3 separate regions of the Mus musculus genome follow, and all the other regions are linked to region 2. Evidence: chromatin loops called from intact Hi-C (ENCODE). Cell type or tissue: left cerebral cortex. All regions are shown on one strand. Region 1 overlaps Impdh1 (inosine monophosphate dehydrogenase 1). Region 2 holds the start of Fam71f2 (family with sequence similarity 71, member F2). Region 3 holds the start of Rbm28 (RNA binding motif protein 28).

The links. A loop is a pair of places that touch in the nucleus more often than their neighbours do. Peaks named below come from ENCODE experiments on the same cell type or tissue, not always from the same donor. Only the 100,000 strongest peaks of a DNase experiment are listed, where the experiment ranks them.
Region 1: a loop joins it to region 2, with 7 times the contacts of the local background. A loop is called at or near these places in 25 of 42 quality-filtered maps.
Region 3: a loop joins it to region 2, with 6 times the contacts of the local background. A loop is called at or near these places in 28 of 42 quality-filtered maps.

What each region holds. Positions count from the first base shown.
Region 1 is chr6:29,200,994-29,208,993 of GRCm38, forward strand. Impdh1 (inosine monophosphate dehydrogenase 1) reads right to left here. Exons shown (of 15, transcript NM_001302933.1): 4 at 6,102-6,203; 5 at 5,930-6,004; 6 at 5,313-5,519; 7 at 5,073-5,160; 8 at 4,058-4,257; 9 at 3,576-3,666; 10 at 3,286-3,381; 11 at 2,356-2,499; 12 at 2,109-2,253; 13 at 1,673-1,816; 14 at 1,454-1,537; 15 at 1-226. The coding sequence ends at 205. Among named protein-coding and RNA genes, the nearest start is that of Impdh1, 11 kb to the right of the region's middle. In left cerebral cortex, a CTCF peak has its summit at 4,330 (motif pointing right); DNase peaks (open chromatin) are centred at 4,119 and 4,335.
Region 2 is chr6:29,275,838-29,283,837 of GRCm38, forward strand. It overlaps Fam71f2 (family with sequence similarity 71, member F2), which reads left to right and starts at 5,304. Exons shown (of 5, transcript NM_001101486.2): 1 at 5,304-5,580; 2 at 7,321-7,502. The coding sequence starts at 5,428. In left cerebral cortex, CTCF peaks have their summits at 2,824 and 3,372 (motif pointing left); DNase peaks (open chromatin) are centred at 2,857 and 3,336.
Region 3 is chr6:29,162,439-29,170,438 of GRCm38, forward strand. It overlaps Rbm28 (RNA binding motif protein 28), which reads right to left and starts at 2,286. Exons shown (of 19, transcript NM_133925.2): 1 at 2,053-2,286. The coding sequence starts at 2,170. Prrt4 (proline-rich transmembrane protein 4) reads right to left here. Exons shown (of 5, transcript NM_001101443.1): 5 at 6,792-8,000. The coding sequence ends at 7,305. In left cerebral cortex, CTCF peaks have their summits at 2,465, 3,911 (motif pointing right) and 4,765 (motif pointing right); DNase peaks (open chromatin) are centred at 2,325 and 3,944; H3K4me3 peaks cover 1,828 bases; H3K27ac peaks cover 388 bases.

The DNA.
Region 1 (8,000 bases), 75 kb before region 2:
CACGGGGGGGGGGGGCTACCTGACTCTGTGGGGTTGCCCGGGAGAGGGGCCACAGGCCCCTCAAGGACTCCACTCCTCTCCCTGGAAAGGAGCTGGGGAACCCGTAGTGCAAATCTATGGACCACTTAGTTCTGGAGGGAGGCTGTTCCTAGAGGGGGGCCCCGGGGTTCGCCCCCTCCACTGCCTTGGCCGCCACCGCTGTCCTCAGTACAGCCGCTTCTCGTAACTGTGAAGACAAAGAAAACAGGGCTAAGAGAAGATGTGTGGCCTCTACTCTCTTCCCAGCATCCTCTTGCCCATAGCCCCCCAGGTTTGGGATAGGGCAAGGGGCCGCAGAGCTTGCCTCTCAGCCAGGGGGCTGGAGGAGGCAGAGGTGGCCCTGGACCTCTGTCTTCCTCTGGCCAAGGCTGCATGAAAAACCATGCCAGTGCTAAAGGAACCTGTGCTCCTTCCTGCCAATGCCACACCTGAGTGGATCGTCCTTGGTGGCTAGGAGGGGGGGACAGCTCAGGCAAGCACAGCCATCCTCACAGAGCAGACTTCAACTAGCTCAACCTTTGGTTTCTTGTTTCCACCGTGCCCCCCATAGATGGTGACTCGGGCCTTTCACAATGGGGTAGCCCCAGGCCTGTAACCACAGGCATCTCTTGGTACCCCACAATGAGATTCGTGTTTTGATTGGTTGAGGGGCCATGGTTGGATGAGGGTCCACGATTGGCCTCCTCCACCATGGTGCTGGGAGTGAGGACCAGAAGGGCCCATTTGGGTCCATGTCTCCTGATTAGGCTCCAGCACTACCCCCCCCCCCACCCAATCCCCATTCTCCCAGCCCATGGCCCACCCAGACTGCCCCTGCTCTATTCTACACCTGGCCCCGGCAGCGCAGTTACTTACACGGCAGAAAGGTATAGCTATGGGAGGGTGGGGCAGAAAGAGACACAGGTTAGATGCCCGCCTATGATTAGGGAGATGGGTCCTCTCGACCAGGGCGGGCTGCATGCCTACAACTACTGCTGCCAATGAGCTTGGCCCCCAACCCACAGTCACACCGGCATCAGGCCTGGCATCTGTCTCTCTGCCCGTTTCCCCACCAGAGGGTCCATGCCCCCATTTTCTGCCTGCCTGCCTGCCTGCCTGCCTGGGGCCACCACCAGCAAGACCCCAACACCAGCAGCCCTACTACCAGCCACCAAGCTTCTTGAGCAAGCAGGAGCTAGGAGCCCGGGTAGGGCTAGCGGCCACACCTCCCGTGCCTTGTCCTGGAAGCTACCCGAAGGGAGGGAGGGAGGGGAACAGCCAGCCTACACGAGGCTCCATGACTAGGTTCCAGGGTGGACTGGGCCCTGTAGACAGGGTGACAAGAGAGGCCATGTGGCCCCTGGAACCTCGGCTTAGCCTTTGAACCTGTCCAACCCAGCACCAGTCAGCCATGGTGAGGAGGCTACCCACTTACGAGTGTAGGCCGTGCACGCCACCCTCAATCTGGGCCGACATGGTCCGCTTCTCAAACTTGAGCTCTCCTGAGTACATCATGGATCTGAGAGGTGGACAGGTGAATAAGTCAGAAACACCCCCTTCCTCACCCCCCAAAAAATAAAGAAAAGAGAAAGAGAAGAGGAAAGAGGAAAACCTCCCAGGACCCTCTGCTGCCCCCTCAAGTTGCAACACTCACCGCAGGACAGATAGGCTTTGGGCCCCAATATCCTGGCAGCCATGCTGGATCCCTGCTATGAGGTAGGGCACAAACTTCTGAATGGAGCCTTTATCCTGGATGGAACCGGAGACACCTTGTGCGATCTTCACCTTATCCCCCTCACTGCATGGAAGGTGGGGAGGCTGAGCTGAGCAGTCAGAGGCTCAGAGGACCCCACCCGGCCTCTCCAAGGTACAGATAGAATACCGCCCAGAGGATCCCCACAGCAGCCTCATACATTGTTTCTCTTGTAGCCACATACTAGGCTACAAGAGAAACAATATCCGAGTCTCTGGTCAGGTCGGGCTACATCTGCCACTTTGCATGTCTGTGAGTCTCCACAACTTGGGAATGCGGTCTCAGGTATCCGTCTAAAGTCAAGGCCATGGGGGAGTTCAAGAACATGAAGACAAACCTGAAGTATCTTTTCTGGCTGCTGCTGCTCTTCTCCATGGCGTCCAGAGAACCCATGCCCCGGTACTTCTTCAGCCTCACCCCATCTGAGAAGAAGTATTCACCAGGCGCCTCCGTGGTGGCAGCCAGCAGGGAGCCCATCATTACTGCAGAGATCAAGGTTGAGGGCTAAATGCCTCCTCCTCCACACAGGAGTCTGACTGCCCCTCTGGCGGCTTCTAGTCCTCAATACCAAGTGTTCCCCTCACCTGTAGAGGCTCCAAGTGCCAGGGCTTTGACCACATGGCCCACGGTCTGGATGCCACCATCCGCTATTACCGGCACCCCAAAACGTCGGGCGTACTCGGCCACCTTGTAGACAGCAGTCCCCTGGGGTCGGCCACAGGCCATCACTGGGGAAAGGGGAATGTAAGGGACAGAGATGGATCAGTGGTCTCCTTGTATCTATCCCCGCCAATGGAGAAAGGATGGTAAGAGATGGTGTTTCTGAGGCCTAAGGCGGGAGAAAGCCATTTTCGGTTCCTAGGTCACCCACCACTAACTAGCAGGACCATAAAGGATATGGATCAGGGGATCAATGCGAGCCATCAGACACATGACCTCAAGACTGGTGGTCTCTAGCACCAGCTGCTGTGGAGGCCTGGCTTCCTGTAAAGATGTCCTTTGAATTAGCAGCTAATACCAGAGCTGGGTTCCGATGGCCTCCTTTGGAATACGGCTTTGCTCTCAACCTCACCTGGGGGCTGTGGGGTGAGGTGGATTCTGCTCTGTTACACGTGGCAATGTGGGTCTATGGAATCCCTGGATGTTCAGAGACTTGTATCCTTCACACCACTGGCATGATCTGGTCACAAATGGGATCCAAACCCTCAGCTATCTTCCAACACACACACACACACTATAGAAAGTGTCACACCAACCTTAGAGGGTGATACCAACAGCGTCCCCACAACCAGTCCAAAAAGCAGGTTGGTCCACTCCCAAAAGCCACATGTCCTCATCTGCCTATACCTGCCTCTTCCCACAACTATGCCAAGACAGGGTAAAGCACAGACCAGAATCCTGCTCCCGAGAATCACCTAGTGGGGCAGATACTCATGTATCTATAGAAGAAGAGGCCAGAGTGGTTCTAAATGGCAGCCCTTCCTCCTCCTCCTCCTCCTCCTGCGGATACCCACCTTCCTGGGTGATGCAGATGGAACCACAGCCCATGCCCACACGAAGCCCGTCCACACCAGCATCAATCAAGTTCTTGGCCTGGGCTGCTGTCACCACTGGGGATGGAGGAAGCAGACAGAGGAATGTGAGGATAGTGTCCCCACCCTGCCCAGGAATGTCCTGGGATCTTAGTATATCTCCCCCAACCTAAATGCTCACCAAAGCCCATCCTACCCTTTATCCCCTATGCCTGGAAGAATGACATCACTTAGGAGTTCTGGGGGGCTGAGGGGGGCCACTCCACACTCACCATTTCCCCCAATCACTTGGAGGTGGGGGTACTTCTGCTTGATATAGTGCACCATGGCGATCTGATACACTGAGTTCCCCTGGGATGAATCCTGTTAGCAGGGACAAAAAGGCTCAAGCTAAACAGCCAAGTCCCCTCACGGGAATTAGGGACCAGCACTCAGAGAGCTGCTGCTAACTAAGTTAAACACTGAGTGAAACAAGTGAGCATGTATAAAGCTGAGCTCAGTGCCGGGCAAATGGGGCCTCTCAGTGAGTGTGAGTTATAATTATCAGGGTAAATGAGCTTGTATGTGAGGAGAAAGCCTTGGAGGGAGGGCCATGGTTTGTTCTGGGCTCTACAATTAGCCTAGTTCTGATACCAGAGAAGCCGAAAGAGAGCAAAGTGGGGAGGGAGCAAAGGCTTAATGGAGGTGAATGAGCCTCACAAGCCTGATGCAGGGAACCCGCCACCTCCTTACTAGTACTATGTCACCTCCTTACTAGTACTATGACGTCAGCACCGGCCTGAGTGAGCAGGTCCAGGCGGTATTTGTCATCCTCACGGGTGCCCACAGCTGCCCCACACAACAGCTGTTTGTGGGAGTCCTTGGAGGCCAGAGGGTAGTCTCTGTTCTTCTTCAGGTCTGTGCGCGCAATGATGGCTACCAGCTCATCTTGATCGTTGACTATGGGCAGCTTCCCTGACCAGGAGGAGAGAGAAGCAGGGTAGTGGGTAGAAGAACCGGAAGGAAATGGAACGAGAGACCCCTGAAGTACCTAAGCTAGCCACTAGGTGACAGCACCCACCCAGGACCTGGACCTCTTCCCAGAGATCAGGAAGCAAAGAACCTTCCCAAGCGTTCCTAAGGCTCTTCCTGCCCATGCGGGTTTGGTGGGACAGGCAGCCCCTGAACCCTGGCAACTTTTCACTTGCTGGAGCACGTCACTGTACAAAGTACCCAGACAAGGTCTTAATGTGAGACTGCCCTGAGGGAGGAACATGGATCCTCTCTGCCCAAAGCAAATGCCAAGAACTCTCCACCGGGGACCTGGGAAGCAACAGCCCACAGGAACTTAATGTACGTCATACAAACAGCCGCTCTATCGGATATATTTAACTGCGGGACTTTTCAAAGACTCTGAGAAGTCAATGGGTAATTTTTTTCTTTCTTTTGGTTTTTGACACAGGGTGTCGTTCCCCGCCCCCCCCCCCCCAATGAAGTTTTGGCTGTCCTGGAACTTCCTTCCCCCTTCCTCAGTCCTTTCCCAGACTTCTAAGACCGGAAAGCTCTTTTACTATGACAAGCACCTCTCAGGACTAGATTGGAAAAACATTGGGAAGACACTGAATTAGGACTGGGGCTTCTGTAAGCAGGTAGCGGAGTATCGGGAAACCTGCTCCAGACTGCCTAGGGTTATTCACGTTTCCTCCAAGACATTATTGGGCCAACACAAGAGGCTGAGGAATAATGGAAATTCTGCTGTACAGGAAGCTGGGGTGTGTACTCCCTGGTACCTTTCTTGCTGCGCTGCAAGATCTCATTTGCTTCTTTCAATGTCACACCTGCTGGAGCCACCACCAGCTCGACCCTCGGAGTCATCACCTGTGGGGCCAGGAACATTTGCCTGCAGGTTGGCAGGTGAGAGAGACGGAGCCAGGCCTCCCTATGGTCCCTGGTCACAGGCACCAGTCTGGGGCCCCCGGGGGTAGAGTTCCCTCTGTGATGCAGCTCTGCCTTCCCTGCCCTGCAGGCACCTCACTGAGGAGGGTGGTGTGGTCCTTCTCAGCAAGGAAGTCAATGTCTCGGGAGGTGACGATGCCCACCAGCTTGCTCCCCATGGTGCCCGTCGCGGTGATGGGGATACCAGAGAAGCCATGCTGTATCTTGGCCTCCAGAACATCACCCACAGTATGTGAAGGGCTCAGGACCACAGGGTCTGTGATGAAGCCTTGCTCAAACTTCTGTAGACAGAAGAAGAAAAGAGCTGCAAGAAACCCAAAGGTGAGCCGGGCGTGGTGCCGCACGCCTTTAATCGCAGCACTCGGGAGGCAGAGGCAGGCGGATTTCTGAGTTCCAGGCCAGCCTGGTCTACAGAGTGAGTTCCAGGACAGCCAGGGCTACACAGAAAAACCCTGTCTCGAAAAAAAAAAAAAAAAAAAAAAAGAAACCCAAAGGTGGCACATAGCCTGGCCACCAAGGACACAGGGGACCCTGATGGGCCATTGAGAAGTGAGAGTCCTCAATAGGGTGAGAACCAACGGGAAAATGGGGGGCTAAGCCCATATTTCATTGTAAGGAAGGGAACCTAGGTCCCACATCAGTTAGAGGATCAAGTAGACTGCATGTTTTTGAGGGTGAGTCCAGTACTTGCCTTGACCTTCCGTACTTCATTGGCCTGGAACTCTGGGGTACAGTTGTGATGAATGAAACCAATTCCTCCCATGAGCTGGTATAGAAGGGAGGTATGGTAAGAGCAAAGGCTAGCCTCCTCTTCCCTCTGCACACCCCGTTCCTGTTCAGCCCCACCCAGGCAAGCGACTCACAGCCATTGCAATGGCCATATCAGCCTCTGTCACTGTATCCATGGGAGACGAGATCAATGGTGTCTTCAGTGTGATCTTCCGGGTCAGGGCTGATGTCAGGTCCTAAGGATAGAAGCACAGTCCATTGAAGGGTTTTATCCACTGGACAAACATTCGCCAGCATCTATATCCTGCATAGGCCAGGCTTTGAGGCCCAGCAGTGAGCAGTACAGCTCTTGGGGAACTGATCACTCCACTTGAAAAGAAAGTGGATGTGAGGCACATGGGCAAGGTCACTTCAGTTGAGATGAAAGCCACAAAGAGCACCAGGCCCATAATCCCAAGATGAGGCAGGAAGATTAGGAGTTCAAGGTTAGCCTTGGCTAATACTGAATTCCAGGCCAGTCTGGATTATACGAGACTAAAGAGAATAGTAAAAAGGAGATGTAAGGAAGAAGGAAGGAAAGGAGGGGAGACCAAGGCCAAGTAACACCAGGAACAGGGTGAATTGGGTTCTAGATAACAAGGGCTGGTGACAAAGGTAGGCCCAGGGAGGCACCTACTAGCCAGGTAGGAACATAAATGGCTAAGGGTCGGGAGCTCAAGAAAAAGGTCAGGATTGTTAACACAGGACGCACATCCCTACTCGGAAGATCCCAAATCCAAATGCTTTACAAGCTAAAGTATTTTGAATACAGACAGGATCACAAGTGCAATGTTCCACACCTGACCTCGAGTGACAAGTCACCTTCAAATGCAGGAAAAATACTCTATGACATTACCCTCAGGCAGCGTATAAGGTGGATATACAATGTAAATTAATTTTGGTTTAGATTTTGACCCGTTCCTGATTTCACACTATATATATATGCAAATAAATATTCCCCAAAAATCAAGTATACAAATCTGCAAGCATTTTGGTCTTGAGTATTTTGAATAAGAGACACTTCTCCTAAATACATTTGCAGGTTGTCTGTTTGTACATGGCTAGACCCTGGACCCTTCTGAGAATCAGGCTGATAAATACTAATCTAGCCCCCAAACCCTCCAAACAAACTCTAAATGAAACCTTTCAGACTCACAGACCCTTGCAGGACATGCGAGCAGAGCTCTGGGCCCACACGCAGACAATCACACTGTCTCCTCTCCTGTCAGGCCCCAAGCAGCCAGCGTAGGACAAGGAGACCCCTCATGACTAGGCAGATATCTTTCTAGTCCCTCTCTTCCTAGCAGTCAGACCAGAGTTTGGCATAGAACCAGGATGCCCAGCCCAGGATGTGCAATAAACTTTGTTAAACTAAGTGGCTAAAACAAGAAGCCTTCCTGATTGCTATCAAAAGGGAACGACCAGAATAGCCCAAATTTCCCCCACCCCCTAAAAATCTTGTCTGGGTCAGCTCTGTACACACAGGCTAAACCTGAGTTTCCTTAATATGTAAGTAATCTAGGGCTGTGCACGTGCAGGTTCTCAGGCCTTTTGTGAGAACGGAAAGAATAAGCAGAAATAACCACAGCCATGGGTCTTTTAAGGAGGCATGAGTTCAAGATCAGATGGCTGCTGTTCCCTGAATCATCTTACACCATCATCTCTACTCTTCTCAACTTCTCAGCCTTCTAATTATTCGTCGATTTGGCTCAGTGCTAGCCCCTCATGGAAAGGAAAGCATTGTGTTCCCCTGTATCTGTCCAAAGTCCTCCCTGACCATCCCCCCCAGCCCAGTCCTACCCCCTCAACCCCTCTTGCCAGTTCTTGTCCATTATGGGTCAGTGCCCAATCACTGAACACTGTATTCAAAGTGATCATAATTTTAGAGCATAGCCCTGGCTCAGCATTTCAGACAACAGCTAATCCTTATTGTCTATATAATAAAGCAGCCACGCCCAAACCGTCTCCTCACAGGACCTTTTCTGAGCCAACCC
Region 2 (8,000 bases):
GCCCCCTGTTTTTACTCTTGAGATAGTCTATGGTAGCTAAGGCTGGCCTTGTCCCCCGGATTCACCTGCCTCTACCTTCTAAGTGCTAAGACTGTAAGCTTCTGTCTAAACTTAGTATTTTCAAATTTAGGAGCAAGAAAGTGTCCAAGGCCTTGTTTAGAAACTGAATATGGATTGCCAGAAATTCCAAGGACAGCTAGGGCTGCATAGCAAGACTGAACTCAAAAAGTTTTGTTTAAATGTAAACTTGCGGGCTGGGCCTTTCAACCCTGCCCTAACAGCCAGTTATCTGAGCCTAGGCAAGACTCAACCTTGGCCCTCCATGGTTGCCCCTATGGATTCAGCCAGCTGTAGGTTCAGATCTTGATTGTAAGGGCTCAAGATTGAACTTAGGGCATTATATGTACCAGGAAAACACTCTACCAAGGAAACTATTTTCAGCGCTGAAAATATATTTTTTTTTGTAAATTATGTCCACTATTCTTTTGTCCATGATAAGACACCTTTTCTTGTCATTTCTTCCTAAACAAAACAGAACAACTTTAGTATTTACATTGCATTAGGTATTATTATAAGTAATCTGGAGATAAGTATGTGTTAACATACAGTTGGGTCCTTTGCAGATTATATGCCACTTTATATGAGACAGAGTTGTGGCATAATCCCCTCCCCACTCCCAGAACTGTTTGCTCTTGTGACTGGTCGGACTCTGTAAAGGAAATCTGCCCTCTCCCCGCCCTGCCTCAGTCTAAATGAGCATTCTTGCAGGCCTAGCCATCTTGTTCTCCTCAATGGCTTAGCCAGCTAAGTGGCTGTTTGATTGTTGTCAGTTTAAGTCAGCTACTGAATGTCTGCACGGTGCATGTCATTTGCCTGTGAGAGCTCCCGAAGCAATCTAGATTGGCCTTGAAACCTAGGATCCTTCCACCCTAGCCTAATGGATCTGGGGTTATAGCTACATGCCGGGTGCTCATTTCTGCCCTTGCCCAGCACTGAGCTTCCACTCAGCAGTGGAAGAAGGGCTGTTCAGTTTTGAAGCAGTCTCACTACATAGCCCTAGAACTGATAATGAGTAGCTGACAAGTGACCCAGACTGACCTCAGAGTCCCATCTGCCTCAAATGCTGGGATTAAAGGTGTGGGTCATTACAATGGGCAAAGAGGCTTCCTTCCCACAATCCACCTCTCTGATCCCTGCCCTGCTATGAAAGTATTCACTCTGCCTTAGGTTTCGCTCTCATCTCTGTGTTTATGAATTTGATATACTTTTGCCAAACAAAAAGAATGGAACACAGCGTCGCGCCCTCTGCTCAACAGCTCTGCTTCCTTGGCGTTCTTAATGCAGCTGACTGATAGCTCTGGCTTAGGGATTGGTTTTGACTATTGCTGGGTGGTAGTCAGTATATTGCCAACCTCCACATTCTAGATACATGGTTCATTATTAGCCCCTTTGGGGATAAGAAATTATTTATTTATTGGGTCTTGCTATGCAGCCTAGGCTGGCCTCAAATTTGTGATTCAGTTATTGGGGTTAAAGTTATGTTGTCACACCTTGCTTCTGAGGACTGGCAAACTAGCCTTGACTTTGCTGAGGTTACAGAAGGTTGATTTCATTAGCGTAGTACTGTCAGTCATGTATTTGGGGGATTAGACTTAGCCGCTAAGGCACTGATCAACAAGTCAGATGACCTCAGTTTGATCTCCAAAACCTACATGGTGGAAAGAGAGAATATTCCCATAGGCTTGTCCTTGAAGTCTACAGGTGCACTGTGACATACTGGCATCCCCAACCCTTCACACACACCACCACCAGGATACACACAGAGTAAATGTAGATGAAAAACTTAACGTAATTGGAGAACTGGCAAGATGGCTCAGTGGATAAAACCTCTTGCTGCCAAGCCTAATGGCCTCAGTTTGATTCGAGGACCCACAGCATTGAAGATGAACACCATCTCTTGCAAGTTGTTCCCTGACCTTCACAAATGTGTCTCCCCCAAAATAAATGTAAATAAATAAGTGTATAAGAAAAAGTATAACTGGAAAGCAAACAGTGGCACACACCTGCCTTCTGTGTAAGCCAATGTTGGTTGTGAGAGGGTCTTGCTATAGTCTGCACTTCCTTTGAATTCTTGGCAGTCCTGCCTTAGTCTCCTTATTAGTGGGGTTACAAGTATGTACCACCATGCCCAGCTAGTTCCGATATTTCTATCCATCAAGGGCACACTAGGTTATAATGTAGCAAGATCAGTAAAAATCTCAATGGCTTAGAATCATTGCCCGGGTCCCTAAAAAGAAGCAGGTGCCTAAACAGTGCATCCCCACCTATTTCTGCTGATTGGTACCCCACAATCATCAGGCTGCTGTGCACTTGTCCGTCCATCCCCCTGCACCCCCCCATTTCTCCTTATCTCCCAGACTGCTATTAACCTGGTCTCCCATTACCATGTGTTAGATGTGTGGGAATGTGGCTTATACTCTTTTTTTTTGTTTTTGTTTTTGTAGAGCTTGGCCACACTGGTAGAGAAACTTGTGCCTTGCCCAGAACTTAAGTTTGAACCTGATATTGTAAGTAAATGTCATTTAACATTTTTTTCCCTTTGAGGGAAGATATAGTAAGGGTGTCCTACCTACAGGAGAGGTGTGAGGTGTGAGTTGAATAGTTATCTACCAGGAAGTTATCTACTACTAGTGGTAGTCAGCAGTATTCTTTTAGTATTCCTTCATTTGTTTGTTTTGCGACAGAGTCTCACTGGGTAGCCCAGAATGGCCTTAAACTCACAGCAATCTTGCCTCAATCTCTTGCCCTGGGACTCACTAGAAGCTCACTGCTGACTCCCTGTGGCTGGACGGGGCTATGGAAGATGATTCTGCTCAATCAGTCCTGATGTAACATGCCTATTCTAGACTGGAATATGTAAGGACTGTTTCCCAACCTATAGCAACCTCCCCCAACACCCTGCTTTGGTAACTAAAATTGATCTGTGTGGGACTGTATTGGAGTTGGGTGTTAATGAAAAGCTTTGATTTCCGCCCTGTACTTTCCCGCGTGTGATAAGTGGTGCATCTGTGTGTATGTCCTTGTATGGGCTTGACCTTGCCACGTGAGGCTGCCAGAGGACCATTTAACAATGCAGCCCCAGCTATGTAGCTCATGTAGGCCTTGCATTTGTGACTCCCTTGCCTCTGCCTCTTGAGTTACAAGCATGCACTGGAACGGTCTAAAATGCAGAGACATGGGGACTTGCTAAGTTAGGAAAGCAGATAAGATAAGCGCTAAGAGAGAAAAGCAAAGAGAACTAAGGCACAGTGTATCTAAAAACCTCCAGCTACCAAGGTTTAAGCCTGTTAACTGGAGGCCTGAACTCTATTGCCATCTAGTGGATGCTGAAGAGAAAGGAGTGTTAGGTCATATTCAACTATCCTGTCCTGAAAAAGACAGGAAGGAAGGAAAGAAGGAAGGGAGGGAGGGAGGGAGGGAGGGAGGGAGGGAGGGAGGGAGGGAGGGAGGGAGGGAGGGGGAGAAAAGAAAGAAGAAAGAAAAGTATTTTCAAACTAATGGGAACAGGTTTTAGAATTCTATAAAACTTCAATATTGAAAATAGCATGAGACGAGCCTATGACTAGACGGTTCAAATACGCTCTGGGAACTGGGAAGTGGTTCAGTGGGTAAAGGCACTTTACCTGGCAATTATGACAACCTAAATGCCGATCCCAAAACACATAGAAAAAGCCCATCGCAGCAGCCAGTGCTTCTGAGATCACAGGCCCAGGAGAACTGAAGGAAGCTTGCCGCTGGCCCAACTAACTCGGGGTACACAGCGCAAAGAGGCCTTGTTTCAAGATGAAAAGGTAATGCCCGACACCTGAGGCCTGTCCTCTGACCTCCACTCATAGCACGCACACGGCTACACCCCTTGCAAGAACACACAGATGGCTCAGCAGTTAAGGGCACTGGCTGTTCTTTCAGAGGTCCTGAGTTCATTTCTCAACAACCATCTGTAATGGGATCCAATGCCCTCTTCTGGTGTGTCTGAAGTGAGTGACAGTGTGATCACATACATAAAATAAAGAAATGAATCTTAAAACAAACAAACAAACAAACAAACAAACAAAAATCACACGTGCAGATATACTCACTTATCACACAGAAAAAAAAAAAGAAAAGAAGGCAGGAAAAGAAAAAATATGTCTGAAAGTGGGTGAGGGAGTTTCATTGCAATGAAGGTGCCACCGATTTCAGAAATCTCCACAAAGGGGCTGGCGACTTGACTCTGAGGGTTAAGGCATCCGCTTTAGAGCTAGACAGACCTGTGTTCAACCCCCTAAAGGAGGAAGGAGAGAACCCTCAGATTGTCTTCTGACACCCACGAGCTCCAACAGCACACACAGTTTTTTAAATCCCAGCACTCAGTAGAGGGTGGAGGATCTCTGTGAGTTCAAAGCCAGCCTGGTCTACAGTGTGAATTCCAGGACAGCCAGGGCTACACAGGAAGACCCTGTCTCCAACAAACAAAAATAGAAGTAAATTAACAGTAAGATCTGGTTCTGTGGTAGAATTCCTAACACACCCAGTCAAAATATTTTACAGTTTCTTAAATTGATGTGTCCCTTTTCAAATGTGTTTATTGACCAGGTGGTGGCACGAGTCTTTAATCCATCCACTTGGGAGGCAGAAGTATGGGGCCCTCTGAGTTTCTGGGGCATCCAGGACAACATACTCAACTATATGATAAAAAGAAGAAAACTATAAATACTTTGAAGTTTCTCTCCAAAAAGTTTTTCTAGTTGGAAAGAAAATGTGTGTGAGTGAGGGATGCATAAAGCAGTGTGCACAAGAGGTCAGAGGACTTGAGAGTCAGTTTTTTCCTTCTGTCACTTCCATCTTGGGAGTCTTTAAACTCCTATCAGGCTTGGCAGCAAGCGTTTTTTGCCAGCTGAGCCATCCTGCCGACCCCCCCTCCCTCCCGAAGCCTGACTTTAGGTAAACAATTTGAACTTACAAAGAGCTTTTGTGTGAGGCTTCCAGTTATGAAAGAGGATCAATGCCTGTGATTTTCCCAGAGTCCTTCGTTGGCGGACCTGGCCAGCCAGCTCACTGTCTGGGGAAGGTCATCGCTCGGCTGCCTGGGGTAAGGGCCAGTGTATAGAATCTGGAAGTTTACAGCTGGTTTGTGATCATCTCCCAGTCCTGTGTACCCCTTCCTGGCCTCCTCCCCCTTTCCTACTGTTAGCCTTTTTTTGATGTCACTCCTGCCATTGTGAGCTGACAGGCCCTCCCAGCCCTGGAGGACATGCGAAACCATAAGCATCAGGGAGCTGGAGCTGGGAGGTGGGGGGGAGCTGTAGTTCCACCGACACCTTGGAGTTGGGCTGGGTCTGTGTGGAGCCCCAGAGATGTTCCCCAGCCCATTCTTCTTAAGAACCAATGAGTAAAATTAGGGGCCTCCCTCCTGCAATCAGGGACCCAGGCCCTGGAGTGGAACTCGGAGTAGTGGATGGCCTGCTTTGTCAACTGATTCATTCTCCAGAATTCAACTTGTTCTCTGACTCTGTGGTGTTTGAGAGCACCTTTATCCAGGTACCTCCTGCATCTCACGGATAAGAGTCTCTCCTCCCACAGCCTGTTCCCAGTCATTTCCTTTTGTACTTGTAGTGTGAGGGAATTCCCTGCACACTACATTTAAAGAGTTACGTAGTGTTCGGAACAAGAGAGAAGTTTTGTTTTGTTTTGAGTCAGTATTTCACTATGTCGCCTTGGTTGGCTTAGAGCTCTGTAGATTAGGCTGACCTCAAACTCACAGAGATCCTCCAGCCTCTGCCTCCTGAGTGCTGAGATTAAAAGAGTATGCCACTACACCCAACTTACATATCTTTTTAAATGTTTTGTTGTTGTTGTTTTTAAGATTTATTTAAGTTTTAATTTTGTATTTGTGCCCTCGAGGGCAGTGCCCAGGGGGTGGGGTCAGAAGAGGGCATCAGACCCCTGGGGGCTGAAGTTATAAACCCTTATAAACTTCCTGACATTGGTGCTGGAAATGAACAACTCCAGGTCCTCTGTGAGATCAATAAACACTCTTGTTTGAAGCTGAGACAAAAGGATGGACCATCTAGAGACTGCCATATCCAAAGATCCATCCCATAATTAGCTTCCAAACACTGACACCATTGCATACACTAGCAAGATTTTGCTGAAAGGACCCTGATATAGCTGTCTCTTTTGAGACTACGCTGGGGCCTAGCAAACACATAAGTGGATGCTCACAGTCAGCTATTGGATGGATCACAGGGCCCCCAATGGAGGAGCTAGAGAAAGTACCCAAGGAGCTAAAGGGATCTGCAACCCTATAGGTGGAACAACATTATGAACTAACCAGTACCCCGGAGCTCTTGACTCTAGCTGCTTATGTATCAAAAGATGGCCTAGTCGGCCATCACTGGGAAGAGAGGCCCATTGGACTTGCAAACTTTATATGCCCCAGTACAGGGGAACGCCAGGGCCAAAAAGTGGGAGTGGGTGGGTAGGGAAGTGGGGCTGGGAGGGTATGGGGGACTTTTGGGATAGCATTGGAAATGTAAATGAGGAAAATACCTAATTTTAAAAAAAGATTATGGTAAAAAAAATAAATAAACACTCTTAATGGCAAAGCTGTTTCTTTAGCTCTGAAAGCAGTCTCGTGGAGCTCAGTTTAACTGTATCAATGGTAACTGTCTAAGCAAGCTCTAAGACCCATTTGGAACAGCAATGCATGATTACAGACACCCAGGGCATCCTCTCGGGACTTCAAACATTGAGAAATGTGTGTCAGACAGCAGGGGTCCTGGGAACTCTATGGAAATCACTGAGGTTTGGGTAAGAATAAGAGCAGGCAGAGAAGGTACCCAGGTTAAGGTGATGAGCCTGGGCTGAATGGAGGGGCTATCAGGAACCCACCTAAACAAAGGGGTCAAGTGGCAGGGAGTTGCAGGGGGATGGTGGGAACCTTTCCAGGTAGGTGTAGAAATTCAATCTGAGGTTCTCACCGCATCGATCCACTTCCCATTACGGTGCCAGTTTGGGAAAACTGTGTTTGGCGTTTCCAGTGCTCCACTCTCCGGTGCTGCCTAAGTGGACAGCTAGGTTTCTAGACACAACGCAGCGCTATATGGGGTTGTTATTCACAAAACTTTATGTCTGAGTGACTGGGGAGAGGAACAAAAGAGACCAGTAGCCGGCAATGCTCTAGCTCACCCATCTGAGATGACCCTGCCTGGGGTCTGCAGCCTTCCTTGCCTTGTCTGCTATTTCTTTCTGACACACGTGTCTGGGGCTGATTTCCAGGTCACTAAGCAAGGAAACTGGATGGATGCCTATGAAAGATCTGCCACTATGATCCTTGGAGTAACCTCTTCTGTGCCCTCCTTGCCACTCCCCAATATCCTCCTGATGGCCAATGTCACCTGGCCTCACGGTCCGTTTTCCACCTGTAGCACACTTGGTGCCCCTGTCATCACCCTCAGCAGGTAAAGGAAGGCTGGAGGGAGGGGGCTGGGGGGATGATTGGCAAATGTATGCACACTGTGCAGGTGGGCAGGCTTCAAACGGAAAGGAAGGGTAGTGCTCCAGGGCAGTGCTCTTCCTGAGCTCCATCTGTTTGCCTAATGTCAGTTGAATCAGCATCTCTTTGCAACACTGTTCCTGTCTCCAGCTCAATGGTTGAAGATCTTAGCTTCCCTTGAATTTTTTAAGGTCTTGTTTGGTTTGGTTTGGTTTGGTTGGTTTTGGTTTTTGTGTGTGTGTGTGTGTGTTTTATTTGTTGTTGTTGTTGCTATTGTTGTTTGAGGCAGAATCTGCTTGCGTAACCTCGTGTGTGTGTGTGTGTGTGTGTGTGTGTGTGTGTGTTTTATTTGTTGTTGTTGTTGCTATTGTTGTTTGAGGCAGAGTCTGCTTGCGTAACCTCGTGTGTGTGTGTGTGTGTGTGTGTGTGTGTGTGTGTGTGTTTTATTTGTTGTTGTTGTTGC
Region 3 (8,000 bases), 110 kb before region 2:
TTTTCTCTTAGAACTTCCTCTCACAAAAGCCTATCACTCATCTTTCAAGAAATAAGAAAAAAACGAACAAACAAAAAAAGACCCTCCCCACTTCTCCATAAGTACAATAAAAATATAGCTGCTCATCTGTGAGGTTAGTGCCCAAATAAAGGCAAAACAGTAACTGTGTCTCCACGAAGAACTGCCACACACATTCAGACCCTCACAATTCTAAGTGCCATGCTAACCCCATTATAAAACACCCACCTCTCCTCTACACAGGAGTGCAACAGTTGTTTCTAGTACATCTCACTTGCCTGGATAGGAAGCTCATACATTTTCTTAAAAGGGGTATGAGAGACTGTAAGGATTTAGACCAAGAACACAGAAATCCACCTGCCTCTGCCTCCCGAGTGCTGGGATTAAAGGCATGCACCACCACGCCCGGCATTAATGTCCTTTTAAATGAATGTTTCTTTCTTGTTTTGTCTTTTGAGGACAACGTCTTATATAACCCAAGTAGGCCTCAACTTCCTGATCCTCCTGCCTCCACTTACTAAGTGCTGGGATTACAGTCAGATACCACCACTCCTGGCACAACATTAGTGTTGTAACATTTATTTACTTATGTGTGTGCAAAAGTATGGGAAAAATCTGGTAGGAGTTGGTTCTTTCTGTCTATCAGGTTGAAGTGGGTCCTGAGATCTCTTCTCGATGTACTCGTGAAAGTTGGACATAATTTATTCTTCTGCCAAGTCTTTCATTTTATCTGTCTCTCAATTAGATATTACTTTCAAACATGGGTGCTTCCTTCTACAATTGTTTGGGATTAAAGGTGTGTGCTGAAGCTGAGCCACACAACTAGAAATAGGATTTTCTAGTAAACACCACAATCTGAGGACTCAGTGTGATCGAATCTCCTGTCACACCTTCATTCACTTCCTCGTCACCCTGGCCACCAAGCTCTCTTCTCACACAAGGACATACTTGCTTTAATATCCTCAAGGTTGCTGTTTCCTGAATTCAGACTGTTTTATCCCCCCAGTTCTTAGTTCACTCTCCTCAAACAGGTCTTCCCTAGCCACCCTATCTACACACACACATTCCCTCTTTTGACTTTTCTCCTTAGCATAAATTTATCACCATTATCAACATATAGTTTGGCTATTTGTTGGCTGTCTTTCAAACCATAAGTGTATGAGAACAGAATCTGCGTCAGTGATTTAGTGTCACACACCTGTTGTATCCTAAGGGCAGCCAGCAATGTTCTAAAATACAGTTGGCATCCAACAAGTAATAAATAAATAAACAGATGAATGCATAGGATGTGCTAACGTGCTAATCAAACTGAGTCCTCTCACTAGCCAGATCAACTCCAGACCATTTAATGTCTTTAAAGATTATATTCCTTTATTTAAAAAAAATGGGGTTAAGGCTCTTTGTCCTATAAGATTGTTGAGAACATTAAGTAAGTTAACCCATGTCAAACTAAGCACTCTTCCGGCCTAGCAGCCATCTCAATAAGCCGCACTGGTGCTTTATTAAACGTTACTTTGGGATGTTTGTTGAAGACGGGGTCTCGCTATGTAATCCAAGTTGTCCTGAACTCGCTATTATATAGACCTGGCTGTCCTCGAATTACCAGCAATCCTCCTGCCACAGCCTTCCCAGATGCTGGGATTACTACCATTACTCCAAGCTAATGGGCCTGCGTTTGAACTCCTGAACACGCGTAATAAAGGGGAAAACGCAATGGAAACGTTAAGTGAGTGCTTTGCCTTTCATAAATCAACCTTATTGGCCGATCTCCAGCTGAGTCCGTTTAGAAAAGAATCTTAGCTCCCGGTCCCGTACTTCTGGAGAGAGCAAAGAACTTGCTGGGATGGCTCACGTCATTAATCGGAGGATTCAGGAGGCAGAAGCACACGGGCTACCGGTAGCGAATCCGAGGCCAGTTAGGGCTAAAGAGTGAGAGCCCTGTCTCAAAACAAACAGATCATAACTATAGAGCTCCCTGAAATTGGGTTGTTCCCATACCTTTGCACATGCCCTCTGCACCATCCCACTCCTTACCTTTCTCTGTCACCACGAAGCACTGCTTCACCGGACCCACCTGACTGAACAGCTCTTCCAGCTGATCGCTGCGAGCCGAGGGCGGGAGACGGCCCACGAATAAAGTCAGACCGGCCATGAGACCGAGAGACAAGCGCGTGAGGCTGCGAGCACCTCACGCCGGCGCGAGCGAGGGCTGGGATGAGCTCTGGCAGGAAGGCGGTGCCGAGTTGCCGGGAAATTCAGGAAGTCCTCTTTGCTCAAAAGAGTCCGGGAGGAAACGCAGACTGGAAGGAATAGTTCCGGAAAGAAAAAGAAAAATGACGTCCTGGGGGCGGAGCTTCTTGAACGACGGTCTCTGTGCAGTCCCAGCACCGCCCCCGCCACTGGGGGAAACTTGACATCAACAGCTTAAAATTCTCTTAAAATCTTTCATTTAGGAACTCGACCCCAAATTCACCAAAGCAGGCAGAAGTCATTTTCCCCCTAAGCCTGCCCTCATCTGACATAGAGTGGGTGTTCAATAAGTTTTTTTCTGAAGAGTTGCCACATATCACGCGGGGGGAAAAAAACACATATGCAAAACGTCATAGACACAAGCATGTAACATACATAATTTGAACTAGTCACATGTCCTCAGAAAACATGAGACAAACTGTCACTTGGCCGCAGAGACAAATTGTATCTACTAAAATCCCCAGAGAACAAATACTACGTACGAAATCATATTTTCAATTCTTACTGATTGAGCTCCTACTTATATATTAGGAGTAAAATTCATTGCCGAAAAAAAAAGACATGGTCCCTGCCGTCATATAAAATAGAGTCCAGAGTGAGAGACAGACGTTTATTTTTAAAATCTTACAAAATCTCTGCAAGATCACATCAGAGCACACGGAAGCCAAACATAACACCCAGCTATATGCACAGACCTAGGATGCACTGCTGCCCAGAGACAGAAGATCTTCATTTATGTCTGTTTATCAGACAGACTGGAGGCTACCCACAGTGTTTAACACTCAGTGGGCTTCACTGTCTGTCTTACATGGAAAAATGCTGTGCTTGCAGAATGCCTAGCTGCAAAAAGTACCCTAGGCACTTTTAAAGTCTTTACTTTTAAGTTACAACAGCTCAGTAGGTAGAAAACACCACAAAAGATGAAAGGCACAGTGAAAATCCCCAAGAGTTATCCACATTCAATATAATGGATGGACGGATGGATGGATGGATGGATGGATGGATGACGTGTAGGTAGTAGTGGTGGGAGGAATGTGCTAAGCATGAAATTTATGAAGTCCTAGTAGGCTTCAAATAATTAATATGTGCTTTTAGAAAAAGAACCCCCACCACAGTTATATTTTAAATAGATAAATCAGAAGAAAAGGCACTGAAATACAAAACAGATTGTCAAGGCTACCATAAAGTCGATCCTATCTTACATAAAAAGTAAAGTGGGCAAAAGAAGTAGAATCTTTTAAACAAAATTGGTTTGGAATTCCACATCCTCCTCAAGAATCAAATTCTAAGTGGGGCAGTGGTGGCGCACGCCTTTAATCCCGGCACTCGGGAGGCAGAGGCAGGCGGATCTCTGAGTTCGAGGCCAACCTGGTCTACAAAGCAAGTTCCAGGACAGCCAGGGCTACACAGAGAGACCCTGTTTCGGAAAACAACAACAACCAAGAATCAAATTCTATCCTCAAATACAAACTTGTATTGGGGGACCTAGTCATAGCTGTGGTAGATAAAGGGGGAAGAATTTAATATCCATTTGTAATCCTCCTCTCCCCTCAACAAACAAACAAACAAACAAACAACCGTTCTAAATACCCTAAGTCCAATTTTTCCTTAAAGGACAAAGACTAAACTGTTTCCCTACATCCATCAGGGGGCAGCATATACCCATAGTCAGGGTTCTGTGTCCCTCAGAATACACAGTAAAACTGAGCCTTCTCATCTTCCCCTTTATTCAGATGTGGATCCCCCATCTGTCTCCTGCCTCCTCCCCTTCTAGCCATGCATATCAGGAAGGGCATATGGTTCTTCAGCCAAGAATATTTGCTCATCCATCTACTCAGGACTCATGCAGTGTTCTTTATTAAATAGCAGGAGTCATGGAACCCTGCAAGGTGGCTTCCAAGGGAAATAAACTGCAGACCTATCCCTCATCCATCACTGTAGTGAAGCCTGGGAAGGAAAGAAGAGAAGCCTGGGATGTCCTTAGGCTTTCCCTCTGGCTCCACTCCTCACTCTCCCCAAAGGCTGAGCCTTCTATAAGATTAGGTAGTTCTTATTCTCCCCACTTCTCACAACTGTAATAATTGTTTGTGCTATAATGACTCTTCTATTAGTGCTTGCCTTTCCTCTGCATATCAAACATTCATAGTTTGTTTCCTTCTCTGCCTTTTTCAGTCTCATCACCTGATATATTTGAGCCTTCAACAAATAATTTTAAGGGAGTGGATTAATTCATGAATGAATGAAAGTTTATCATTCAGACCCTCCAAGTACCGATATTGAAACTGTAGGATGTATGCATTAGGATCTAACTCTATTCCTTCTGAGAAGCCTGCTTTGGGTAAGAAATAAGGCACAAGATAAAATGCGCAGCTAACTGAAGTCTTGGCTTCTTTGTGTGTGAAAAAGCTAGGGATTTGTTTTAATTTTTAAAAAGATTTTATTTATTTTATGAGTACACTGTAGCTGTCCTGAGCCATACCAGAAGAGGGCATCGGATCCCATTACAGATGATTGTGAGCCACCATGTGGTTGCTGGGAATTGAACTCGGGACCTCTGGAAGAGCAGTCGGTGCTCTTAACGGCTGAGCCATTTCTCCAGCCCAGGGATTTTTTTTTAATTTTGTTTTTATTTTTATTTGTAGGGGTGTGTGTGGATGAGAGATGTGTACACGAAGGACAAAAGACATCATCAGATCTCCTTGGTTTGAAGTTGATGGTGATTGCGAGTAGCTCAAGGTGGGTGCCAGAAACTCAAGTTCTCTGAAGTTAAAAAAAAAAAAAAGTTTTAACTGGGAGTGATTTATATGAAGGAAAATTAACAAAGTGTCGGATCTGGTGAGTACTGAGAAATGTTCCTCTGGCCTCCTTTCTCATCAGCTGCATTCAGAGCTCTCAGACGAGAAAAAAGCAAGTATCTGTGAGAGATGAACGGAGTCAGACTGGATGGGGAGGCTCCAGATTTGACTGCTGTGCTCAGGGGAGAGAAGTACATGGAGCCAATTAGATTCAGTGAGGAGAATGGGAAAGACCAAGCAGCTGGAGAGGATGAGTGTGAGGAAGGGATGACAGAGGGGCTGGGTGTAAGCGGAAGCAGAGGACAGGCAGCTGGGAGGGGCAATGGGGTAAGAAGGAGACAATTTCCCAGAGCAGCAAGCATCCCTTGCATGACACAATGCAGTGCCAATGCCGGGCCCACTGCAGCCACTATGACACCCAGTGAGAAATGCCTGTAATTAGGAAACTGGCAGTTCTCTGGGCCTCAGCCCAGAGTGAGGATGCAGCAAGAATGTCTGAGCCACACTGAGCCAGGTGATGGAGGAGGCACGGTCAGGACCACTCCAGGTCCATCCCTCAGCCTCACCTGCACTGCTGCTTCAAATTTCTCTTCTCTATCAGGACTCTTACCCTCCCTTAGATGGTCCTGGCTTCCCTCCTCCCTCTGAGGTCTTGAGGCCCTGGATACTGTCCTCAATCAAGACAGATCTTCATCTGCAGGGAACAAGAGCTTCAGCCCCTCCCCACCTCCCTTTCTGTATTCCTTTTGGCTCCTTGGCGCCTATCTCCAAACTCCATGAGCTGGTGATCCAAGTTTGGTGCATGTGTGATTGTGTGTGTGTGTGTGTGTGTGTGAGAGAGAGAGAGAGAGAGAGAGAGAGAGAGAGAGAGAGAGAGAGAGAGAGATTAGGAAGCTTCCTGTTTGTTTGTTTTTTTTTTCCACTTTGATCTTGATGTGTATGCCTCTCCAGGTCTCTATGTGATATGCAGGACATCCGCCAAACACTGCCAGCTTTTCATTTTCAAACCTGATCCAAGACCCTGCCACCGTAAACCATTACATTTTAGCCAGATGACAAATGCAGAGTATATATAACTGGAGGCTAAATGCTTCAGGAAAGGGGCAGATACGCTGTAGCTGGTGGCTGGATGTGCTAATGGGTCCCTGCAGGGTGATCTTTCTTTGAGAACTGAGCTGGGGCTGGGGCAAGAGGTGGGCAGTGAAGACAGATTTTTCTCTACTGAGGATCAGAGATGAGAGCTCTGTGGGAAATGGGGATGAGGTCCTTGTAAGACCAGCCTCAAAGACTCCCTGTTGATGAGAATAGACAGCTTCCTCTTTGCAAATTCTTATGGGAACTTGGCAGACAGGTTGTTGGCTGGCCCAACGGAAGCAATCAGGCCCTTTAACAAGTGTGCCCCCATTTCTATGAAGATCTTTATTATTAACTAGCTCCTAGGAAGCTATCTCCTAAGATCTGATGCAGGGCTCCTGTGGACAAAGGCATTTTGCCAAGTGCTAAAGAGTCTCTGACTCCCACCTCTCAGGACCCTGTCTCCTTTAGGAAAAGACATTTGCCAGGCAGTCAGATGAGCGGCTTCCAAGGGCTTGTCTCAAGACTCATTCCCCAGAAGAGTCCTCATTTTCGTGTGAAGGTCCCTGGGAGTCTGAGGTAGAAACTCTGGTGGAGCTGCTGAGGTTGTAGCTGCCCCCCCCCCCAAGCTTTTCCAAGAAGGTCAGAACATTCTCCTCTGAAAAATATTTTATTGATACATTGACTCTGAAAACGCTCATTTCCCAATCAGTTGCGATAAAGTCTGTTGGGCCACAGCTCCATCGTTAGGGAACAGTTCCATGAAGAGATGGCAGAGGTGGGTATGAAGCCCAGACAGGGCACTATAAGCCTTTTGAAGATAGCTGTTTCACTCAGCACCAGGGTAAGGGACATGGTGGTCAGGAGTGGAGCACCTTGGAGCTTTATTGCTGGTGACAGCCAAGGAAAGTAGAACCCTGCCACCCTAAAGTTGCAGCTAGGGGCATTAGCACCCCATGGCTCCAGAGAACTTGGCACTGATTCCCAATGCATAGAGCCTGGTTGCTGACCCACCCACCCAGGGGCCCCTGGATGGGAAAGAATCAGAGTTATCTGAACCAGGCAGAATTGGAGAATTGTTACAGTGAGGAGGTCTTGAGCAGATCAGATGCCAGAAAGTGGAGAGGGGGGGGGGGGCAAAGACTTGGCTGTGAGATAGCTGCCTTTTCACAGGTCTATGGTGTCGCTGCCCATGCTCAGCTCATCAATCTGTCGACAAGCATCCAGGAATTGCTCTTGCAGCAATGCCTCCTCAGCCTGCAGTTCAGAAGCATGTTCTGGGGAGTCGCGGGAGGGTGGGGATAGGGCCTGGTAGGATCCTGAGGCTGGGAGGCTGGGGCTGCTTTCTGAGGGCCGCGGGGGACTGAGGACACAGACTAAGGGACAGCGAGGGGGCCTGTCGGGGCTGGAACACAGAAGCATGGACGAGCTGTCCCGTGAGAGTCCACACAGAGAGCCAGATGAGGCGCTGCTGCCGGGAGGCCAGGCCCCGGGAGAGGGAAGCTCAGGAGGTGCTGGGGATCCAGGGACATTCTCGGACTTCTCACTGGGTCCTGCCCCTATCTTGTTCCCCAATGAGATGGTGCGGTAGAGACCGAGCCCAGGCAGGGCTTCCCCAAAGGCAGGGCCCTGAAAGAGACCAGGAGCCAGAAGTGCCTCGCTGCAGAGGGCTTCCTCGATGCTGCGCCGCAGGTTGATAGGTGAGGGCGGGCGGAAGTCCACGGTGCAATCGCTGCTAGGGGAGGAGGCTGTTGACTGCGTTGGGTTGGCCCCGGCACCTTCAAAGCCCCGGCAGCCGCCACCTTGGAGAAGGAGATCGGGACCTGGGCCTGCTAGAGCGCATAGCTGCAGCAGCTCTGCGTC